Linked DNA regions of Homo sapiens: region 1 is linked to region 2. A link is a loop called in an ENCODE intact Hi-C map of the cell type or tissue named here. Cell type or tissue: B cell. All regions are shown on one strand. Links, peaks and the distances in the headings refer to the core of each region. The heading gives the core; the rest is flanking DNA.

Region 1 (9,617 bases), core at 1,147-9,146, 58 kb before region 2:
TAGCCAGGTGCAGTGGTGTGCGCCTATGGTCCCAGCTACTCGGGAGGCTGAGGCAAGTGGCTTGCTTGAGCATTTTTTTGTTTTTGTTTTTTTTGAGACAGAGTCTCGCTCTGTTGCCCAGGCCTGTCTTCTTGTTTATAATCTGAGACAGAGCCACAGATGCACAACATTCAAGCATTTATTCCTACTTCTTCTATACAGGTACTGAGATGGAGTTTTAGTGGTAGCAAGACCAACATACCTTCAGCATGTAGTAGAAGGGGAACCATGACAGGAAGATATCAGAGAAGAATTCAGCAATGCTGAACACACCATACACTACCCAGTAGGTCAGCCACTGGGTATCATCTTCTTTGTTGGGACTCTCTATAGCTTTAATTCTGAAAGGCAGTACAAAAGAAAGTATATCATTTGGTAAGATATCAATGAAAGATTTTCAAATACACTTTCATAACCTGTCCTCTGATACCACTGAGAAACTTAGGCACATGTAGGCACTGTGTCACTAGATGCAAGAGTACAGCTTAAAGACTGGAAGCAATGTGGATATCGGGACAAGCCATTATAACCACTTGTTTCTAGTCTCCTGGTCACCAGAGAAACCAGCACCAGCTGTTACTGCCCTGGATCTCCACCCTGCCAAAGCCTCCCCACAAGTCCTAGAATATACCACTAGTGACTGGGAGCTAGAGCAATTTCCACTCCCAAGCTGGGTCCTGCCACGAGGGATATATCAGGAAGAATTCTCTCGTGATAACCAGGTTCTTATGTACTTTTAATAATTGAGATATATCATGGGTGAATAAGAATTTCCCATAAAGCAACATTTGGAACATAGGTTAGGTACTGCCCAAAATCCACAGCATATTTTATAGTAAACGGGTGAAAACAAACCTCATGGTGTCTATTTAGTTCAGAATGTCTTTAACTGATCCACAGGCTATGGACTTTCCTCCTCTCCTCAGTTAATAACAGGACTTTCCCAACCCTAACTATTGCTTAAACAAAATTCATTCTGCAAATGGATGGAAATACATTTAAAATAATTTTCTAAATCACAGAAATTTCCTTCAGTCCTAGGAATCTCATTATTCTAAACCTGAAGCTCCACAATTTCTTATCCTAACAGATCTAGATATTTATCGTAACTGAGCTGGACTGAAACAGTAAAATAAAAGAACTCTGAATCTTGTTTAGCCTATGAAACAGGTTAACTACTGAAAATACATTGACAGGGAGCTAAGCTATGAGGATGCAAAGGCATAAGATACAATGGACTATGGGGACTTTGGGGAAAGGGCTGGGGGTAGTGAGGGATAAAAGACTACACATTGGGTACAGTGTACCCTGCTCAGTTGATGGGTGCACCGAAATCTCAGAAATTGCCACTAAAAACTTATCCATGTAACCAAACGCCACCTGTTACCCAAAAACCTATTGAAATAAAAAATTTTCAAAAAGCAAATACATTGGCTACTCCATAACATCAGCTCCCCAAAGAGACAGTCAGGCTGCTAAATCATGCTCAGTCACTCACTAAGAAAGCCCTTGTACAGTTAATTAGAAGCAGCTATGTGTGTGAGTTTTAGAAAATAACCAAAAGGGGAAAAATTGTAGCTCAATGAGATGATTACTAATGAGGAAGACAGAGAGAGGAACAAGTAATAAGGTGAATGTTGCTTTGAACTTCAAGACTAGGCAAAATTTTTATTTTTTTGAGACAGGGTCTCTGCACAGGCTGGAGTGCAGTTGCACAATAATAGCTCACTGCAACCTCAAACTTCTGGGCTTATGTAATTCCCTTCACTTCAGCCTCCCAAGTAGCTGGTACTACAGGTACACACCACCACACCTAGCTACTTGCTAAATTTTTAGTAGAGACAAGGTCTCACTGTGTTGCCCAGGCTGGTCTCGAACTCCTGGCCTCAAGCAATCCTCCTGCCTTGGCCTCCCAAAGTGCAGTCTGGTGGCTCCCACACCCAGCCCCAAATATTTCAAAGTACAAGAATCATATAAAATGAATTTAAGAGAGCTGATTATTAAAAAATGGCTTGTAATGTATGCACAAAGTCTGTATTTTTTTAGCTTCCTTCAGATAGAAGCTGGCGAATGTAATAGAAGGCCAAAGGAAAAGTGTAGACAAGCATGTTAACCAAAGAACACAGTATATCCTTTATGTGTAAGATTTCTTCTCCCGCTGTGTTTCATTTGGTATAGTATGGCTTATCCATATTTAATTGGATTTATTTAATTATTAGTATAATAAAAATTTGTTTCCTGTACATTCATTCTGGGCAGAGGAGATACGTAATTACATTTCACTCAAGGTCTTAGTTTTGTGAACGCAATAGCTCACAACTATGTACTTCCAAAAGAAGCAACTCTCAGGACACACCTGGGAATTAAACAGTCTTTTCTAGAATATGACGTAAAAACCTCAAAATGTGATGGGACTGTCATTGTTAATCCAGTGGCTTTTAAATTCTTTTGGCCACAACCCTCGGTAAGCATACATTTTACATCATGATCCAGTAAACAGACATCTTCACATAAAAATATAAACTTAAATAGATATTTCCTGAAACCATTCTGATATTTTAAATTCCATTCTATTTCATTATTTTTTAAATGTTAGTCAAGTTCCACAGATTGAAAAACAGGAAGCCTAACAGTTCAGCTCTTCTAGGAAAAAAAAATTCTTTTTTAATTCATATCTACAATATGAATTCTAAAGTCCCCATGTTAATATACTAGAACACTATATAGTAACATTGAAAAGTAGAAATAAAAGAACTCCAAATTGAATACATACACTGATCACAACTTTGCAGAAAACCAAGGCATATGAAAGAAGCCAGGAAAAGGCCAATGAGTCTATTAAGCTAAAGAGATTTTTTAATAGATCTTCTCATATTATTGAAGCATTTAATTGTTTTAATTTAAAATAGCACAATGTTCAATTTAAAAAATGTCTTTATGTGTCATAACAATCACAAACTACCCAAAACAAGAAAAAAGGGAAGAGATGGTCTAGCTCACTCAGGAACGTGAGGTTCAAAAAAGTGAAGTGCCCCATGTAGTCATGGTGAGAGAAGAAAAAAGCTTAAAACTGAGGTTTCTGGCCGGGCACAATGGCTCACACCTGTAGTCCCAGCACTTTGGGAGGCCGAGGTGGGCAGATCACCTGAGGTCAGAAGTTCAAGACCAGCCTGGCCAACATGGTGAAACCCCACCTCTACTAAAAATACAAAAATTAGCCGGGCGTGGTGGCACATGCCTGTAATCCCAGCTGCTTGGGAGGCTGAGGCAGGAGACTCACTTGAACCCGGGAGGCGGGGGTTGCAGTGAGCCGAGATTCCACCACTGCACTCCAGCCTGGGTGACAGAGCAAGACTCGGTCTCAAAAAAAAAACAAAACAAAAAAAAAACAAACTTGAGGTTTTCTGAATGCTATTTACTTATATATCTTCTTTTTAAAAAGATTGATTGATTGATTGATTGAGACAGGGTCTTGCTCTGTCACCCAGGCTGGAGTGCAGTGGCATGATCACAACTCACTGCGGCCTCAACCTCCTGGACTCAAGTGATCCTCCCACCTCAGCCTCTCCAGTAGCTGGGACTACAGGTTCACATCATCATGCTTGGCTAACTTCTGTACTTTTTTATAAAGACGGGGTTTTGCCTTGTTCCCCAGGCTGGTCTCAAACTCATGGGGCTCAAGTGATCCTCCTGCCTCAGCCTCCCAAAATACTAGGATTACAGGCATGAGCCACCATGCCCAGGATACTTATATACCTTCTGATTAGACTTCCTTGTCCCAATTCAGTAGATAAAAGTGATTCTCCAACAAAACACTCTACTGCCTTGTACAAATATGAATCATATTCCAACTTGGTGTATCAGAATAAAGAGGTAGCAATTTAGGCAACACAGAGGATTCATGAAACCATAAGATATGCTCTATGCTCTTAGGTCCCTTGCAGTCTAGCCAAAATGGCCAAGCCATAGAATGGAGGGGTAGAAACCTATTATTTAATTTAACCTTCATAATAGCCATGTAGGATAGGTATTGTTCCTGTATTTGAGCAGAAGAAACCGAGGCTTAGTGTAGAGAAATAACATGTGCAGGGCACCCAGCTACAAGTAGCAAGGATTGGTCTTACACTTAAAATTAACTCCAAAGCCTGTGCTTTGTTCACTATCCTATGCTATTTTACTAATTAAGAAAACAGTTCAGTGGCAAGCTGGATAGCACTCAGCAAAATGTCCGGTACAAAGTAGGCATTTAATATTTATTGAATTACTATACATACAATAGGAGGTCACAATCTTACTTTTGGAGGGGACCCCAGAGAAAGGTTAAACTGGCCACAGAGCAGAAAAATAGGAGGCAGGGTCATAGTCTCAGTGTCCAGATCCCTGGAGGTCCATTCTACCCTCCACTCTACTCACCTGGATTTGCAGGGGGGAACTATCAGAAGTGAACAGGATAGTGTTCTGAGTTGGTGTCCTAGTCCACTGGTCCTCAAACTTAGATGATCATCCACATCCATCTACAGAACTTATTAAAAATATACACGCCTGGGTCCTTCTTCAGACCTAGTGATTCAGCTGCTCTTACAAGGCTGTGCAGGTGATCATAATGCAGAACTGTGTTTGGAAACCACCTCAAAGTTCCAGTCTTCACAGCACCTGCCCTACGTGTTCTAAGAAAGGAAATCCAAATGGCCAGTTTGGGTATAATCAGCTGTAGCCAGAGGGCAGGCTACCCCTTTCCAGTAATGAGTGAGAGGCCAAAAGAGAAGAAAAGTTGGACGTAGAAGTCAAACTGAATAATGTCTCTACTAAAATTAGAATAAGTCAACTCTAATATGATCTAGAACCCTCACCTGAATATTCTGAAATTTGTAAAAGGATTCAAGATAACAACACTGAAATAAAACTGTTCACTAAGATTTCAAGAACTGCATCTAAAAGCCCTGTATCTGTCTAGCTGGAACTTCAGCCTGCACAGCTAACCCCTAGAGGAGTTCTGGAATGACCCCATGGCAACAGGCAACAATTCCTACCACTCTCTCCACAGGCCTGGTCCACTCTTTTACAGGCTCCTCTGTCTCTAGTACCGCCTCATCCTCTGGCAGTCACACTGATCCTGGGCTCAGAACTAACACACCCACATACAGCTTCTGTGGACAGACACCACAGTCTTACTGCTCTCTGCACACCTTACTGTCATATTCTCACCACTGTTCTAAAGCCTGGCCGCCTAGGCTCAGTGCTGTGGCTTCCTTATTCTCTCTCCTGAGCCACCTACCATGTTCTGGGGCAGCATTTTGCTTCCCCAAAGCAGATATCAAGAGAAGCCAGGGCTGGGTGAGCAGCAGAGGCACGACTACAAGGCAGAGGATAGTTGGCAAAACTGTGGCAGCAGCTGGCAGCTCTAAAATTAATCGAGCAGAATTAGGAATCACCATGTGTGGAGTTGGAAGACATCTCAGAGATGAACTAGTTCAAATTCTACATTTTATATAGACAAAATGAAATTTAAAGAGAAAGGAGTTATATTAAAATGAATTTTAATTTATTAAACTAGAAGGTTACAGAGCATGTGTATGTAAAGGGCAGTAGACTGTTTACATTTTGGCACATCCGTACAATGAAATATTCTGAAGCCTTTAAAAAGGGTATTGACAGGGAAAGATGTCCAAGATACAGTGTTGAGTGTAAAAAGTGAATTCTAATTTTTTGTTTAAAAAAAGATGTTTTTATATGTTTACAGACCAAGAATGATATCCAGAAAGATATGCAATACATTTCAAATTGTATAAAGTTAATCCTGAATAACAGAATTTTACTTAAGGTCTTTCCAATGAGTATGTACTAAAATTGATTAAAAAAAGAAGGGGGCGGGGGAGATTTCCATTTGGAAAAGAATGAGCATCAGAGACTTTCTTTGTTTTTTGTTTTTTTTTTTTTTTTTTGATGGAGTCTTGCTCTTGTGGCCCAGGCTGGAGTGCAGTGGCACGATCTCGGCTCACTGCAACCTCTGCCTCCCCAGTTCAAGCAATTCTCCTGCCTCAGCCTCCTGAGTAGCTGGGATTACAGGCACCTGCCACCACGCCCCGCTAGTTTTTTTGTATTTTTAGTAGAGACAGGGTTTCACCATGTTGGCCAAGTTGGTCTCAAACTCCTGACCTCAGGCGATCTACCCACCTTGGCCTCCCAATGTGCTAAGATTACAAGCGTAAGCCCCCGTGCCTGGCTGAGCATCAGACTTTCTATAATGATTTTCTCCTATGAGACTAGTTTTCTCTATGAGGCTTTGTTAAAAATAAACACTAAAGTGAACATCAGCTATATTCATTTAATTTCTCTTTGAGAAAACAGCTAATAATTTTTTTTTTTAAGACAGAGTCACATTCTGTTGCCCAGGCTGGAGTGCAGTGGCGCGATCTCGGCTTACTGCAAGCTCTGCCTCCCGGGTTCATGCCATTCTCCTGCCTCAACCTCCCAAGTAGCTGGGACTACAGGTGCCCACGACAGCGCCCACGACCACGACAGCGCCCACGACCACGCCAGCTAATTTTTTGTATTTTTTAGTAGAGACGGGGTTTCACCTTGTTAGCCAGGATTGTCTCGATCTCCTGACCTCGTGATCCGCCCACCTCGGCCTCCCAAAGTGCTGGGATTACAGGCGTGAGCCACCATGCCCAGCCCAGCTAATGATTTTTTTTTTTTTTTTACAAATTTCTCTAACAATGGTCAGATATAATCTGTTTTGTTTTAGAGCATTAAAAGGCCTTCAACACACACACCCACAAAGAGACACACAAGGAGAAAAGAGAGCCACACAGCCCATCACATGAAATTGACTCATTTTAACTTTCTACTTAAATAATACAAACTATCATAAGTTACTGATTACACTGAACTATGGAATGGCCAGGGCTTTCCCTTCATTTCTTCTCAGTGCTTTTCTGGCTTTGCAGCATTTCACCACCCTTAGTTTGTAGCTCTGTATTCTAGCTCTACTACTTACTAGATATATGACCCTGGGCAAGTTATCCAATCTCTCTGAGCCTTAGTTTGTTCACCTATCTAGTATGGATAAGCCTCATTGTGTTGTTGTGAAGATTAAAGTAGTTAATATATGTAAAGCACTAAGAAAGTCTCAGTAAATACTCCCTTAACAGGTATTAATTATAGTACAGTAATAACTTATTATTATAGGGAGATAAAAGATTAAGAAGAAAAGAGAGAGATAAGAAGACTCTAGTTTCTTTGTTTAAGTAGCTGTCAGAGGGTTTATATGGCTAATAAGGCTAAAAGGAGATTAGAGTTACCCATCAATTTTAATTATACCCTACTCCAAATCCCATATGCTACAGGTAGTAAGAAGTTAGCTGAAATCCCCAAATTCATGTTTGCAGGTAGTGGGAAGAAATTTGAACATTGCTGAAAACATTTTTCAGGCCCACTCTGCAATGGTAGAATGGCAGAAATTCTTTACATTGGCATTGGACTGGTACATATATGAACACAACTCACTGGCCATCCCTCATCCAGTACACTGGGCCCCAGTAACTGGTACCAGTTCACTCCACCCTTGCTGGCCCATCTACTTGTTCACACCTTGGCTGCTATTTTCTGAAAGCAAAGGCAAGAACCAAGGATGGCCAAAGAATAGCATTAACATGTGAAGAAAACAAGGTTGAGCAGAGATGATTCTGGGCTGGAATCTCCTTCCCAAATTAAGTGTCATCTTTCAGAAAACCTAAGATATTCCCTGACCCATGACACAAGTAAGCTGTACATTCTCTAAGGACTTTAGGTGACAATGATGTGTCAATGTATGTTCACCAATTATAAAAAACAGCACTCTGACCAGGCACAATGGCTCACGCCTGTAATCGCAGCATTTTGGGAGGCCAAGGAGGGTGGATCACTTGAGGTCAGGAGTTCAAGGCCAGACTGGCCAACATGGTGATACCCCGTCTCTACTAAAAATACAAAAATTAGCCAGGCATAGTGGTGTGCACCTGTAGTCCCAGCTACTCGGGAGGCTGAAGCAGGAGAATTACTTGAACCCGGGAGGTGGAGCTGCAGTGAGCTGAGATCGTGCCACTGCACTCCAGCCTGGGCGACAGAGCAGGACTCCATCTCAAAAAAAAACAAAGACAAAAACATACCCCTCTTGTAGGTGATGCTGATGGTAGAGGAGGCTGTGTATGTGTAGGCGTAGTGGGTACATGGGAAATCTTTGTATCTTCTGCTCAATTTCACTGTGAACCTAAAATTGCTCTAAAAAATAAAATCCATTTAAAAACAAAAAAGAGAAAAAAAAACTTCACTTACCACCTAGGCATTCTATAATACCAGATTTTTAAAACTATTTTATTACCATCATGCCATTTTGGTTGTTTTGATCTGGAGAGAGTATCTGTCCCCATAAATCTAGATACCATATATATGCTAATAACTTCCAAATTTATATCTGCAGCTCAATCTCTCCATTGTACACTGCCTGGCAGTTAACTATTCACTGCTGAATGATGGTCACCAGCATGATCAGATTGTCATGGTAACACTGCTGCTTCAAAAATCCTATTACAGCAACCGGTCACTATCATTGCTCAAGGAAATAGCAGACACTGTTCCTTGCCTATCAATTAGCCAGTCCTTCCTACTCACCCACAGAGCCCTGATTTTATATACATGTACCTGGCAAATCTGTCTTGACTCAGGGAAGCTAGGCTCCTGCCCCAGGCCTAGGGGATAAATCAAAGTTAGTACAAATCCACCATGGTAATCCCATTGCTTTTTGCTAGATACTGACTTTCTTAGCCCCCTTGGAGTTAAGGGTATCCATGTGACACAGTTCTGACCAATGAAACAGAAAAGGAAATACGGTAGAAGGCTTTGGGACAAAATTTTCCTCTGCTGATAAAATATGAGAGGCGCACAAATAAAAGGTCTTCCAGCTTCCTGCTCTTGAAAGCCTTAGCGCTATATGGCAACAATCTTGTTATATATTAAGGAAACAGGCGTGGGCGAGGAAGATTATACTCCAAAGTCGCTGGAAAAGAGCATGGATTTCTGCTGTAGCGCCTTGAAATTTCAACCTCCAGACTTCTTACATGAGGTAATTCAAGGTCATTATTCTTTAGGCCACTGTAAATGGCTGCAGCTCACTGAACTGACATAAAAGGTGTGCATCATCACCAAAAGCTTTCTAAGCTAAGCTTAAGCTCGGTATTGGTCAAAATGTGCTCTTCTTCTTTTGCTGAGGTTTCATCTATCAATCAATATTTCAAAATACTTACAGCTAATGCTTACTTGGAGGGAGACAGGAAAGGGACAACCTTCCATACTATTTTTCAAATTATTTCAGACACAATAAATCCATCTGGAAAAACATCCACTTTTACAAGTTCTTAATTCAGATCTATTTTGTTCTTACCATGCAAAATAGATCAAATGCTTTTTTATATGTGAACTGTACAACCTTTTTATATTTCTGTTTTGAGTTCTTGCTTTTAGGACCAAGTTCACATTTCTTATGCATAAGATTTAATATTAAAAAATTGTTAGTCCAACTTATACTCAATGCTTAGGAA
Region 2 (9,617 bases), core at 500-8,499:
GAGGCAGATGCTCACTGCACTTGGACTTTAGCAAAGAAAATTACTTTTCAGAAAAGGAAAAAGAATCCCCCTTAAAATGAAAGCATGTTGATATTCTGGCTCCTAGATCCATCTGTGCAGGGGCCTGCTCTTCCAGCTGTCACCCTCCTTAGGCCTCTGGTGCTAGGAGCATCTTTGAAATCATAGATGACAGATGGGGATTCTCTGACCTGGAGCCCTACCCAGGCTGCAGGCCCTCAACTATAGCCTTTTTTTTTTTTTTTTCCTAGAAAGAGGAAATCCTTCCTGCCTGCTTCTTCTCTCTTCTTCCAACATCATAATCCTCTTTCTGCAGTGCCTCAACTCTGCTCAGAGGAAGATAAAGCTTCGCATCATTCTTCAGAGCTGTTTACCTTCAATTGTCTCAAACTCTTCTGTCTGTAATAGTTTTGGAGCTTTAATTTTGTATGCTAAAAGGGCCTATTAAAATGTTTTTATCCAAAGAAAAGTGCACTCTCAAGCCTTAACTGAGAACTACCTTTGCCTCTACATGAGGAGAGGATTACTTATGTCAGTTTGGACTACTGTCTACATATAACAGAAAAAAACCAGTATCATCGCTTAAACAAAGTAGACATTTATTTCTCTCTCTCGCTCAGTAAAAGAATTCTAGAAATAGGCACTCCAGAGCTGGTTTAGTGGCTCCAAGGTCATCAGGGACCAGAGAGTTCTATTTTGCTACTCTGCTCAGGTTACCGATTGCTGGCGACAGGAAGGGACAAAGAGGAAGGGGTGGAAAAGAGGCTTCTGCTTTCTTTTAACAACTTCCCAAGGGTTCTAGACCACCGTTATGCTTGTATCTCCTTGGCCAAATGCAGTTTCACATCTAGCAGCATATGGCCGTGAGACAGACAAGGACATGTAGGCTTTTAAATGAGGCCTTTAACTGAGAGGAGGGAGGAGATTGGACATTGGAGAGGGCAGCTCCCAGTGATGGTGTCTGTCATATTGTTGACTTGCCAGTCAAGGGCTCTGTAATACTGACTGGCCTGGAACCCACTGTGCTGCTTTGATCTTGGAGGACCAGGATGCCTTTTCACTACCCTCTTTGCTGCTCTCAAGCCCTTATTTCAGCTGATATTTTGGTAGTCTATCTATGGCTCCTAAGATTTAGTCAATATAATTTTAGGATCATATCAGAAAATAGATTCAGGCAGTATGTATGAGAGCTCTGAAAAAATAGGTTTCAGTAATTTTAAGCAGTTGCTCATAGTTCCTATGTAAAGCTAAGAGGAAGGCATGTAAAAGTCATAGAAAAGTTTTCATTTGGAATATACTGTAAATATTGAACACCCAGACAGAAAATGGTTATAAAAGGGCAACATGAAGGAACCTGTGGTAATTAAATGTTCTGTGTCTTGACTGCATTGATTTCAATATCTTGGTTGTGATACTGTTTTGCAAGATGTTACCATTGCGGAAAACTGGGTAAAGTATATACCAAGTTTCTATTTTGAGAAAATTCATATCCAGTTGTAGGAAGATCTCTCTTCTACAATTTTCTCAAAATAGAAAGTTTAATTTTACAAAAAGTGAACGGCATATATTTTTTAAATATATGAGTCTGCTGTGTTGCCAGGCTGGAATGCAGTGGCTATTCACAGGCTGGACCATAGCTCACTGAAGCCTTGGACTCCTGGGCTCAAGTGATTCCCCTGAGTAGCTGGGACAGGAGTGTGCCACTCCATCAGCTAACAGCATTTTATTGTATTTAAATTATATCTCAATGAAGTTTTTTTTTATTTTAATTTTTTTTGAAGATGAAACCTTGGCCAGGCGTGGTGGCTCACGTATGTAATCCCAGCACTTTGGGAGGCCAAGGCGGGTGGATCACCTGAGGTCAGGAGTTCGAGACCAGCCTGGCCAACATGGTAAAACCCTGTTTCTCCTAAAACTACAAAAACTAGCTGGGCATGGTGGTGGGTGCCTGTAAGCCTGTAATCCCAGCTACTTGGGAGGCGGAGGCATGAGAATTGCTTGAACCCAGGAGGCAGAGGTTTCAGTGAGCTAAGATCATGCCACTGCTTTCCAGCCTGGGCGACAGAGCGAGACTCTGTCTCAAAAAAAAAAAAAAAGATGAAATATTGCCGTCCCCCAGGCTAAAGTGCAGGGGTACAGTCATAGCGTAAGTGCTCAGTCTCGGACTACAATCATGTGCCATCACTCCCAGCTAATCAAGTTTTTTAAAAAGTCAATTGCATTTTGAATTTGGGCATTTAATAATGGTATTTTGGTTTGCAGTTTCAACTGTTATCATCAATTGTTTTTCTCTCAACTACTCAAGAAACAAGAAGAGGAAAAGTCCATTGACTTCTCAATAGGGTCTAGATTTTTTAAAAAACTTTTTATTCTAACTACTTGAAACTGCACCCAACTTCAATAATTACCATCCTTTTGCCTTATTTTATCTATTTGCCCTGTAATTCCCCCCAACGGATCATTTTAAAGCAAATCCCAGATATCCTGTTATTTTACCAACAAATAAGGATAATTTTTAAACTGGGTAATCCCATGCAAGAGGAACAAAAAAGATACAATTCCATAAATTCAAGTTAATGAAACTAGCAATTACCAAATGATAAAAATTTATGTCAGTGATTCCTGGAGATAGGAAAGTAAGGAGATGGGTAGACACAGAGAAGGGGCTACTAAACAAGGACACAGAGAGTATGGCAGGCAGAATAATGTCCTCCAAAGATGTCCACGTCCTAATCCCTGGAATCTCTGAATGTGTTAATAGCAAAGGGGAATTAAGATTGAAGATGGAATTAAAGTTGCTAATCAGCTGATTTTAAGATAGGGAGAAGACCATGGGATCATGAATTATCCAGGAGGGCCCAATATAATCACAGGGGTTCTTAAAAGTGAAAGAAGACCAGAAGGAGTGAATCAGAGGGAGGTGGAATGATGGAAAAGCTCAGAGATACAACGTCAGAAGGAATCACTTGTCATTGCTGCTTGGAAGATGGGGGAAGGGGAGCATGAGCTGAGGAAGTAGACGGCCTCTGAAAGCTGGAAAAAACAAGGATACTGATTGTTCCTTATAGCCTTCACTAGGGAGCACAGCCTTGCCAACACCTTGATTTTAGCCCAGTGAGATCTGTGTTGGGCTGCTAACCTACAGAACTGTGAGAACTTGTTTGTTTGTTTTTTGAGAGAGTCTTACTGTGTTGCCCAGGGTGGAGTGCAGTGGTGCAATCTTGGCTCACTGCAACCTCTGCCTCCCAGGTTCAAGCGATTCTCCTACCTCAGCCTCCCAAGTAGCAGGGATTACAGGTATGTGCCACCATGCCCGGCTAATTTTTTATATTTTTTGTAGAGATGGGATTTTGCCATGTTGGCCAGGCTGGTCTCGAACTCCTGACCTCAAGTAATCTGTCCGCCTTGGCCTCCCAAAGTGCTGGGATTACAGGCATGAGCCACTGCACTTGGCCATACGTTTGTATTGTTTAAGCCATCAAGTCTGTGGTAATTTGTTATAACAGCAATAGAAAACTAATTACAGAGTGAGATTGTATCACTGTTTGGCAGTGCTGTGATGACTAAAAGAAGTAACTCTAAGGGGGAGGTTTCGTTGTGTGAGAAAGGGTTTCTTCAGAGTTCTGAGTCATTTAACCAGAAAACACTGCCATTTCCCAGTTCCATTACAGGACTCCTAAGAAGTGGAGTCCTATGTATGTCAAAAGCTGCAGTTTTAAAGTCATGTTCTTGTACTAAAAATATTACTCAGCAGTATGATGCAAAATTTAAAAATGGAAAAAAGGAATGAACACCCTCTGCTGGTAGCAGATAAAACATACTTGGCTTCCTTGTGTATTCTGGAAATAGTTAGGTCTACCCAGGTGGGGCCTCTGGAGAGTGCCACACAACTGGGGACTTAGGAGGTACATGAAGACCAGCCAGCACAGAGTTATGGGGCCAAACTTAGCTGATGAGTTTACCAGTGAGTGATTGGAGAGGTGCTTCTTTGTATTTCTTTGGGTTGGTTTGTTCATCATTGTTTTTAACAAAACAACTTCTTTTAAAGAATTCATTGTAAGAGGCGCTATAAGACAAACTCCTTTTTCCGGTTAAGATGCTTACAAGGTCATTAAGAAAATAAACACCAGCCTTGGCCAGCCATGGTGGCTCACGCCTGTAATCCCAGCACTTTGAGAAGCCGAGGTGGGTGGATCACCCTAGGTCAGGAGTTTGAGACCAGCCTAACCAATATGGTGAAACCCTATCTCTACTAAGAATACAAAAATCAGCCTGGCATGGTGGCATGTGCCTGTAGTCCCAGCTACTCAGGAGGCTGAGACAGGAGAATCACTTGAACCCAGGAGGAGGAGGTTGCAGTGAGCTGAGATCGCGCCACCACACTCCAGCCTGGGTGACAGTGAGACACCATCTCAAAAAAAAAAAAAAAGAAAAGAAAGAAAAGCCAGCCTTTAGGATACTTACTCAACAACAAAATTTATTCAAAGATTCAACATAATAATTAGTGTGTATTAATAACTTAGTTTTGAAATTTTAGTCAATGACAGGAAATTAATAAGCAGATTCTTAAGAACCGTTATAGAAATTGTATTTCTGATTTTTAAAGTTAAGATTTTTTTTTAAAGTTCAAAAATAATTTTACTTTTTCTAATTTGTTCCTCATGCAAAAGAAGGTTGTTAATCACTAGCTTAGAGCTTTTTTTGTTTTTTTTTTCGAGATGGAGTCTTGCTCTGTCACCCAGGCTAGAGTGCAGTGGCGCGATCTCGGCTCACTGCAACCTCTGACTCCCAAGTTCAGGCTATTCTCATGCCTCAGCCTCCTGAGTAGCTGAGATTACAGGCATGTGCCACCACGCCTGGCTAATTTTTATGTTTTTAGTAGAGTTGGGGTTTCACCATGTTGGTAAGGCTGGTCTCGAACTCCTGACCTCGTGATCTGCCTGCCTCGGCCTCCCAAAGTGCTGGGATTACAGGTGTGAGCCACCGTGCTCGGCCGCTTAGAACTTTTTTACTTGGGTCTGACAATTCCATTTGTCCCCTTTCAACTGCCTCCTCCCATTCTGGGCAAATACATCAGTGCATGGGAGTTAGACATGACAGGGAACAGGAAGGGGAGGGCAAAAGAAAAGAGGCATAGTCTAGAGTTCAAGAGTTGTTTTATGTGCAGTGTACATTTATACTTACTATGTTTATATTTCACATACATTTATATATTATTATACACTTATTATATTTATATTTGTTTTATATATCACATATATTTGTTTAACATATACACATAGAGCAAGCGAGCTCTGTATTAGGACTCTGGTGAAAGTAACAAAAACCTAACTGAGCTAGAATGAGTTCATCTTTTCCGACATGTTAGGAAGATGAGATTCACTCTTAGAAAGCAGAGATTCACTCTGATTTCATTTTATTTTGAGCCACGGTCTTGCTTTGTTGTCCAGGCTGGAGTACAGTGTCACTATCATGGCCCCCTGCATCCTTGACCTCCCAGGCTCAAGCAGTCCTCTCTCCTCAGCCTTTCAAGTAGCTGGGACCACAGGCGCCACCATGCCTAGCTAATCTTTTTGGGTTTTTGTAGAGATGGGGTCTCCCTATGTTGCTCGGGCTGGTCTCGAACTCATAGTTACAAGCAATCCCCCTGCCTCGTCCTCTCAAAGAGCAGGGATAACAGGCGTGAGCCACCACGTCTGGCCTCTTTCTGTTTTTTAAAAAGTAATTCTCTCTTACTCATTTTGAGATTTTGCGTCTCATCACCTCCTTCCTAGTCACCTCAGCACATATTTGGTGATAACTCATTCATTTTCCTATTCTTTGGTTAACAAATGTTTATAGAGGTCATAGATATGACTGAGGTATTCTAAGCACTGGGGAATTAGTGGATAAATTAGAAAAGATCCCTGCTTTTTTGTAACATATAGTATAATGGGGGAGAGGCATTGAAAATGTTTCAAATTGAAGAAGCATAGTATGAAGGAAACAAAGACATGTGATAGGTAATGACAGTAGAAACTATTTATTTATTTATTTATTTATTTATTTAGAGACTGAGTCTCATTCTGTCACCCAGGCTGGAGTGCGGTGATGCAATCTCAGCTCAGTGCAACCTGTGCCTCCTGGGTTCCAGTGAGTCTCCTGCCTCAGCCTCCCGAGTATCTGGGACTATACGCACGTGCCACCACACCCGGCTAATTTTTTTTTTTTTTTTAGTAGAGACAGGGTTTCACCATGTTGGCCATGAACTCCTGACCTCAGGTGATCCACCTGCCTCGGCCTCCTGAAGTGCTGGCATTACATGTGTGAGCCACCACACCCAGTCGAGACTATTTAAATAGAGCGGCCAGGGAAGGTTTTTTGAAGAGGTGACATTTAACCCATACATAAAGGTGAAAAGGAGGGGATCATGGAAGGTAGGTGCAACATTCCAGGCAGTGGGAATGGTATTTGGAAAGAGCTTGGGGTATTTGACGAATTTCAAAAAGACTAATATGGCTAGAGTGTAGCAGAGACAGATGAAGATGGGACATAGGATGAAGCTAAAGTGACATTTAGTGCTCCGTCGTGTAAGTTCTCTTAGATAGCAAACTAGAGTTTACTCTGAGGGTCATGAAAAATTTTAAGCAGGAGAGTGATGTGATTAAATTTATGTCATTTTTTCCTTTATTTTTGTAGAGACAGGGTCTTATAAAGATAAGGCCTTGCTATGTTGCTCAGGCCAGACTGGGCTCAAGGGACTTCCTGAGTAGCTGGGACTAGAGGCACATGCCACCATGCCCATCATTCAAATTTGGGTTTTAAGATGATCACAGGCCAGCTGCAGTGGTTCGTGTCTGTAATCCCAGCACTTTGGGAGGCCAAGGCAGGAGGATTACTTGAGCCCAGGAGTTTGAGACAAGTCTAGGCAACATAGTAAGACTGTCTCTACAAAAAATATGAAAATTAGGATGGGCATGGTGGCTCATGCCTGTAATCCCAGCACTTTGGGAGGCCAAGGTGGGCAGATCACCAGAGGTCAGGAGTTCAAGATGAGCCTGGCTAACATGGTGAAAACCCATTTCTGCTAAAAATATAAATTATTAATTTTAATACAGATTAAAATTAGCTGGGCGTGGTGGTGCATGCCTGTAATCCCAGCTACTTGGGAGGCTGAAACAGGAGAACTGCTTGAACTCGGGAGGCGGAGGTTACAGTGAGCGGAGATCAGGCCATTGCACTCCAGCTTGGGCGACAAGAAAGAAGCTCCATCTCAAAACAAAACAAATAAACAAACAAAAACAAAAATTAGCAAGGCATGGTGGCACATGCCTGTAGTCCAAACTACTTGAGAGGCTGAGGCAGGAGGATCACTTGAGCTCAAGGGTGTGAGGCTGCTGTGAGCTATGATCACACCACTGCACTTTAGCCTGGGCAAGAGAGTGGGAACTTGACTCTAAAAAAATTACAATAAATAAATAAATAAAAGATTATTACTCTTTTTTGCTCAGGCTGGAGTTCAGTGATGCAATCATAGCTCACTGTAACCTTGAACTCCTGGGCTCAAGGGATCCTCCTGCCTCAGCCTCTGGAGTAGCTGGGAGTATGAGTGTACACCACTATGCATGGGTTTTTTTTTGTTTTTTCCTTTTTACTTTTGTAGATACGGGATCTTACTATATTGCTCAGGCTGGTTTCTAACTCCTTCCTGTCCAGGAGCGATCCCCCAACCTCAGCTTCCTTAAATGTAGGGATTATAGGAGTAAGCCACCATCCCCAGCCTGATCACTCTTGCTGCTCTGTGGAGGACAGATTAAAATGGAGCATGGGTGCAAGACAGGAGACCAGTTAGAAGCCAGTTGAAGTAGTCTAAGTGAGAAGTGCTGTGGCCTGGACTAAGGTGGGGAAAGTTAAGGTGGAGGAAATGGGGATGGATCTTAGATATGTTTTGGTGGTAGACTAGTTAGGAATTGCTGATGTATTGGGCATAGTGATATATGAGAAAAACAGGAATCAAGATTCACTCTTAGGTTTTCTGATTTGAGCTACTGGATGGATAGAGGAACATATAAATTAAAATGATTTAGGCTCAAATAACAGCTTCGGCTTAAGAAATATTTGGTTCATGTAAGTTCAGAGGTAGGATAGGCTTTGGGTTTCACTTAGTTCTTGAGGATTCCAGCTCCTGGTTAAAAACCTACGTGTGGTTTTTCAGGTCTGTCTGATTGCAGGTGATTACAAAGCCTCTACCTGGCAGCCCTCATGGAGGAAAGCTGCTCTCCCTTCCACAGACTTGGTGCACAGCTAGTGTGCTGCAGGCTCTGATACAGTCACGGGTCACATAACAGCATTTCAACCAACAACATATTCGAAGGTGTTGGTTCCATAAGATTATTATACCATATTTTGACTGTGCCTTTTTTGTGTTTAGATATTTTTAGATCTATAAAGCCTTACCATTGTATTACAATTGCCTATAGTATTCAGTATAGTAACATACTGTACAAGTTTGTAGCCTGGGAGCAATAGGCTGTACTATATAGCCTAGGTAGGTTATGCCATCTATGTTTGTACCAGTATACTCTATAATGTTCACACAATGACAAAATCGCCCAACAATGCATTTCTCAGAATGTATCCTGTTCTGAAGCAACTCATGACTGTAAATATTTGCATTCCTATCCCTGGTGCCTCCTTCATTCCTAGGTTTCTTTATCTGAGGCCTTGTGCAGAGGATTTTTTTTTTTTTCTTTTGAGAGAGGGTCTGGCTCTGTCACCCAGGCTGTAGTACAGTGGTACAATCTCAGCTCACTGCAGCCTTGGCTTCCCGGGCTCAAGCACTCCTTCCACCTCAGCCTCCTGAATAGCTGGGACTACAGGTGGATGCCACCATGCCAGGCTAATTTTTCTGTAGTTTTTGTAGAGACAAGGTTTTGCCATGTTGCCTAGGCTGGTCTCGAACTCAGTAGCTCAAGCAAACTGCCAGCCTTGGCCTCCCAAAGTGTTGGGATTACAGGCGTGAGCCACTGTGCCTGGCTGGGGAGAGGGTTCTTTAGGCTTCTCTGCTGAGGCCTCCTTATGGGGAGGGGAGGGGAAACCTTGACATTCTTTTCCAGGTTGCCTAGGTACTCAGTACTTTTCCACTCTTAGCCTTTCCCCCTTGCCTTCCCCTACTCCACCTCAGAGTCCATAAAACTGCTGGAGCTTTTTCTTCAGGGATCCCTTAACAGTGATATGACTCCATGACCCCCTACATCCGTGCTGACTCATGTGACCTGCAGCTAGTGCGCAGTTCCATGGGGGAAATGGAACAGAAACTGTGGGTACTTTCTCTGTTTCTTGTTTGTATCATTGCAGTAAACGCTACTCTCATTTTTGGCTCGTTGGTCTAATTGGCTACTCTGATACCTGTTAGCTCAGCTAGTGCTCTCTGTCTCTCTCCCAGCCCGTTTCCTGACAATTCTGGGTCCATTTTCCTACAGATCTTTCAGCTTTGCCCCATTCCACACATTAGCTTCAACCTCAAAGTGATAGTGAGTAGTAGTATATCAGTCACTGAGTACTGGCTGTAGAAGTTCCAGACATCATATCCTGACCTGATGACATCCAATGAAAGAAGA

Evidence for each region. Hi-C counts contacts between places; a loop is a spot of excess contacts. Peaks named below come from ENCODE experiments on the same cell type or tissue, not always from the same donor. Only the 100,000 strongest peaks of a DNase experiment are listed, where the experiment ranks them.
Region 1: a loop joins it to region 2, with 4 times the contacts of the local background. A loop is called at or near these places in 3 of 110 quality-filtered maps.

What each region holds. Positions count from the first base shown.
Region 1 is chr5:112,902,139-112,911,755 of GRCh38, forward strand. It overlaps REEP5 (receptor accessory protein 5), which reads right to left. Exons shown (of 5, transcript NM_005669.5): 3 at 242-380. Among named protein-coding and RNA genes, the nearest start is that of REEP5, 15 kb to the right of the region's middle. In B cell, for the core only: no CTCF peak of the experiment used is centred there; no DNase peak of the experiment used is centred there; H3K27ac peaks cover 1,613 bases.
Region 2 is chr5:112,960,332-112,969,948 of GRCh38, forward strand. No RefSeq gene overlaps it. Among named protein-coding and RNA genes, the nearest start is that of DCP2, 12 kb to the right of the region's middle. RefSeq lists an enhancer at 9,404-9,483. In B cell, for the core only: CTCF peaks have their summits at 3,841 (motif pointing left) and 4,042; a DNase peak (open chromatin) is centred at 3,840.